Linked DNA regions of Homo sapiens: region 2 is linked to region 1. The links are chromatin loops, found by intact Hi-C in ENCODE. Cell type or tissue: natural killer cell. All regions are shown on one strand.

What was found. Peaks named below come from ENCODE experiments on the same cell type or tissue, not always from the same donor. Only the 100,000 strongest peaks of a DNase experiment are listed, where the experiment ranks them.
Region 2: a loop joins it to region 1, with 3 times the contacts of the local background. A loop is called at or near these places in 2 of 110 quality-filtered maps.

The regions. Positions count from the first base shown.
Region 1 is chr6:36,614,290-36,616,789 of GRCh38, reverse strand. No RefSeq gene overlaps it. Among named protein-coding and RNA genes, the nearest start is that of MIR3925, 7.0 kb to the left of the region's middle. RefSeq lists an enhancer at 1,676-1,725. In natural killer cell, CTCF peaks have their summits at 1,233 and 1,434 (motif pointing left); a DNase peak (open chromatin) is centred at 1,459; H3K27ac peaks cover 432 bases.
Region 2 is chr6:36,782,041-36,784,540 of GRCh38, reverse strand. All of the region lies in intron 8 of CPNE5 (copine 5), which reads left to right. Among named protein-coding and RNA genes, the nearest start is that of CPNE5, 56 kb to the left of the region's middle. In natural killer cell, a CTCF peak has its summit at 1,529 (motif pointing right); a DNase peak (open chromatin) is centred at 1,550.

The sequences.
Region 1 (2,500 bases):
TAAAACCTATTCAACCAAATGCCTATAAACATGTTGGGGTGATGTTCTTCTGACGTCTGTGCTTCTAGGTTGTTTATGGGATGGACCTTCCTATCCTGTCACCTCGGGGATTGCAAAATAAAGTGTTAAAAAATGTTACCATTTGCACTTCTCTATTCAACCAAAATAACAGAAGGAAATTGGATTTCTCTTGTCTTTATGAGCCAATATTATTAGAACCTATACTTTTTATAGCTATACCATTTTTAGCTGTTTTCTGTATTCTACATAAGATTTCATTCCAAAAACTTTAACTATGTTTAAAGTTTGAAAATCACCATCCCTGGCTGGGCATGGTGGCTCACGCCTGTAATCCCAACACTTTAGGAGGCCGAGACAGGCAGATCACCTGAGGTCAGGAGTTCCCGACCAGCCTGGCCAACATGGTGAAACCCTGTCTGTACTAAAAAAGCAAAAATTGGCCGGGCGCAGTGGCTCACGCTTGTAATTCCAGCACTTTGGGAGGCCAAGGCAGGCAGATCATAAGGTCAAGGAGATCGAGACCATCCTGGCTAACACGGTGAAACCCCATCTCTACTAAAAATACAAAAAATTAGCCGGGCGTGGTGGCGGATGCCTGTAGTCCCAGCTACTCAGGAGGCTGAAGCAGGAGAATGGCGTGAACCCGGGAGACAGAGCTTGCAGTGAGCTGAGATCGCGCCACTGCACTCCAACCTGGGCGACAGAGCAAGACTCCGTCTCAAAAAAAATAAATAAATAAAAAATAAAAATTAGCCAGGCGTGGTGGCAGGCGCCCATAATCCCAGTTATTCAGGAGGCTGAGGCACGAGAATTGCTTGAACCCGGGAGGCGGAGGTTGCAGTGAGCCGAGATCACATCACTCTACTTCAGCCTGGGAAATAAAGTGAGACTCAGTCTCAAAAAAAAAAAAAAAAAAAGAAAAAGAAAAAGGAAATCACCATCCCTGATAATCTCTAAGGTCCCTGTAGCTCTGACATTCTACTAGTCTACCTACCATTCTAAAGCTCTGAACAAATTCATAGGGTTTTAAACCTGTCAACATGGAACCTTTTAGTTTCCTGCCTTTGTTTTTATGCACTTGGCTCTTCATATATCCAACTTCCTATCCAAATCCCATTCTTTCAGCACTTCAGTAAAACCCCTTCCTCACAAAGCACTTAACATGGGTCTTGGATCTAAGCCTTGGTTTCAAAATAGGGTAACAGAGCCTCCCTCAAGTGGTTAGGTTTAAGTGAGTAGGTAGTATGTATATGTAAAATGTTTAGCAAAATGCTGATACATAAAGCTCAAGGATCAGTAATTACTGTTATGATTATCTTTGTTAATGTGTTATTATTGTCATGGTGGAAAAGTCAGTGCAGACTCAATTCCCTGAAGAGATGTGCAACCTCAGGCAAAAAGTCTGGCCCATTCTCGATGGTGCAGTACTGCCTCCTAGTGGGTAGCTGGGCATTTTTTTTTCTTTTTTTTTTTTTTTAGACTCCTGTCCCCCAGGCTGGAGCGCAGTGATGCAATCACGGCTCACTGCAACCTCAATTTCTCAGACTCAAGCGATCCTCTCACCTCAGCCTCCAGAGTAGCTGGGACAACAGGCACGTGCTACCACACCCGGCTAATTTTTTATTTTTAGTAGAGACAAGGTCTTGCTATGTTGCCCAGACTGACTCCTGAGCTCAAGCAATCCTCCCACCTCTGCCTCTCAGCCCAAGTGCTGAGATTACAGGCATGAGCCAGTGCGCCCAGCCAATTTTTTTTTTTTTTAATGACTGTCACACTGGCCAGGGAGGTTAACTGGCTGTAGGGTGAAGAGGACAGAGATATTAAATGTCTGGCACACAAAGAATTGCCCATGCCCACAGGACTGAATCCATTACAGGTATAAAATATAAAAAGTGCTTTAAATTTTTCGAAACCTGGCTGGGCACGGTGGCTCACGCCTGTAATCCCAGCACTTTGGGAAGCTGAGGCAGGTGAAATCACCTGAGGTCAGGAGTTCAAGATCAGCCTGGCCAACATGGTGAAACCCCGTCTCTACTAAAAATACAAAAAAAATTAGCTAGGCTTGGTGGCAGGTGCCTGTAATCTCAGCTACTCGGGAGGCTGAGGCTGGAGAATCACTGGAACCCAGGAGGCAGAGGTTGCAGCGAGCCAAGATCGCGCCATTGCACTCCAGCCCAGGTGATGGAGATTCCATCTAAAAAAAAAATAAAAATTCAAAAGCTGGGGAACTTAGCACAAGAAAACATTATGTGCACATTTCACATATAGACATACCTCAGATATATATGGGTTCAGTTCCAGACCATGTCAATAAAGCAGGTCACACAATTTGTTTCCCAGTGTATATAAAAGTTATGTTTACATTGTACTGTAAGTGTGCAAAAGCATTATGTATTTAAAAATGTACAGGGGCTGGGCATGGTGGCTCATGCCTGTAATCCCAGCACTTTGAGAGGCCGAAACAAGTGGATGGCTTGAG
Region 2 (2,500 bases), 170 kb before region 1:
CTTATTGCCACTTTCTCCAGCCTCTTCTTGGGTTCACACATATATCAAGGGGTTGAACCATTCACAAGCTCCCACTTGTTCCTATGACTGTTGACGAAAGGCAGAGTGACCTTCCAAGGCACAGCCCCCAGGCGGTTAGTTACACACTCTTTGTCTCAAGGACTTCCCTGTGGCATGGGTACCCATTAGGGAGGAAGCTTGCCTTCGTTTCAGTCTAGAAATTTCTCTGAAGGCCTGTTTTATCCCCCACGGAGTCTACAATGGTGCAACAATGCAGATGATCACAGTGGACTTTTGGCAAATGTTTCTGGGTCTAGATTGTATTAGGGAGGGCAGATAAGGCTAAGGAACAAAATCAGCTGCCAACCCCCCAGCAATGCCTCACTTATCTGCCATCAGGGTTAGAGGGAGAAAGTGTTGCACACTGGCGGATTTTTCCAGTTAGCTGAGTTTCAGAGCCAATCCTTTTTTTGTTTTTAATTTTAACTGGTTTGCACAGAGGCCTTTCTAAAATGGATTTCACACTTCTCTGACTTCTCAAACTGAGGTTGGAATGTAATTAAACTTATCTTGATGACTTGAGGTCATCATTTGGAATCTCAGTTATTAATCTTTGGAGCCAGACTGTCTTGTTCCCATCTTAGCGCCTCTTGCTAGCTGTGTGACTTTAAGCAAGGGTGTTAACCTCTCTGTGCTTTGGTTTCCTCATCTTTAAAATGGGAATAATAGCCAGGTGCAGTGGCTCACATCTGTAATTCCAACACTTTGGGAGGCTGAAGTGGGCAGATCGCTTGACCTCAGGAGTTCAACACCAGCCTGGGCAACATAGCAAGACCCTGTCTCTGCAAAAAAAATTTAAAAATCTAGCTGGGCATGGGGCATGGTGGCACACACCTGTGGTCCCAGCTTCTCAGGAGCCTAAGGCAGGGGGATTGCTTGAGCCCAGGAGGTTGAGGCTGTAGTGAGCGGAGATCGCACCACAGCACTCCAGCGTGGGTGACAGAGAGAGAGAGAGAGAACCTGTCTGAAAAACAAAAAAGGAATAATAACAGTGCCTTCCTCATAGGGTTGTCGAAAGGATTCAATGAATTAATACATATAACATTATATCTACCTACTATAGCACGTACTAGGTAGAACCTTTTTTTTTTTTTTTTTTTTTACTTTTACTGCAAGTTCAGGGGTATATGTACAGGTTTGTTATGTAGGTTAACTTGTGTTATGGGGGTTTGTTGTGCAGATTATTTCACCCCCAGGTATTAAGCCTAGCACCCATTAGTTATTTTTCCTGATCCTCTCCTTCCTCCCACCCTCCACCCTCTGATAGGCCCCAGTGTGTGTTGTTCCCCTCTGTGTGCCTGTGTGGGTAGAACCATATTATATTGCCATTTTCATAGGCAAACAACAGCTGATTATTGGCAATTTCATATGGTTCACCCTAGTATGAGGTGGCACTCTGCAAGTGTTACCTCCTGCTCTGTGTGAGGCACTGTGGACCAGGATGTGACACAGGCCATCTCCTTTCGCCTTCTCCACAGGCTCACAAGGGGGCGCTATTCTTCTACATTACCCAGCCTCAGAGAGGTTAAGTTACCCACTAGGAGCTGCTCAGCCGGGAGGTGGCAGAGCTAGGATTCCAACCAGGTGGCCCTTGGCTCCTTTGTGCCGTTTTGTGTGTGTGTGTGTGTGTGTGTGTGTGTGTGTGTGTGTGTGTGTGTGTGTGTTTTGGTTTTTGTTTTATTATTTGAGACAGAGTCTCGCTCTTGTTGCCCAGGCTGGAGTGTAGTGGCGCAATCTCGGCTCACTGCAACCTCCACCTCCCAGGTTCTAGCGATTCTCCTGCCTCAGCTTCCCAAGTAGCTGGGATTACAGGCATGCCCGGCTAATTTTTGTATTTTTAGTAGAGACGGGGTTTTGGCATGTTGGTCAGGCTGGTCTCAAACTCCTGAGCTCAGGTGATCCACCACCTCGGCCCCCCAGAGTGCTGGGATTACAGGCATGAGCCACTGTACCTGTCCCTTTGTGCCATTTTTCGCCATCGGGTGCTAGGCTGAGACAGCAGCCCTCCCAGTGGAGCACTGAATGTCCCTGGAACTTATGGCCTGTCAAGTTCTTTCATTTTTTCTAATATTTCTCCCCCATTCCTGATCTCACAGGGCCTGAGGGGTTCCTAGGAAGCAAAACTAAGAGCTGTTGCCTCTGGATTTTGTGGCCTCTGTTTGGTTGTTTCAAGTGTATGCATTTTATAGTCAACCAGTGCAGGCTGAACAGGTCCTGGGTGGCTTGCCTGTGTTTCTTCAGGTAAGAATGTCACTCAGGCGACTTCCAGATTCGTGCGAGATCATGATGATGACAACCAAACCCTGGCCAGGGCTGGGAAGGCTGGGGGGATCCTGGCTTTCTCACTGTCCCCTGAGTGCCACTGCTCCCCACAAGAGATGGCTATTTCAGTGTTCCCCATGTGGCACCTACTGCTCAGCTTAAAAGGATTGTGGTGGTC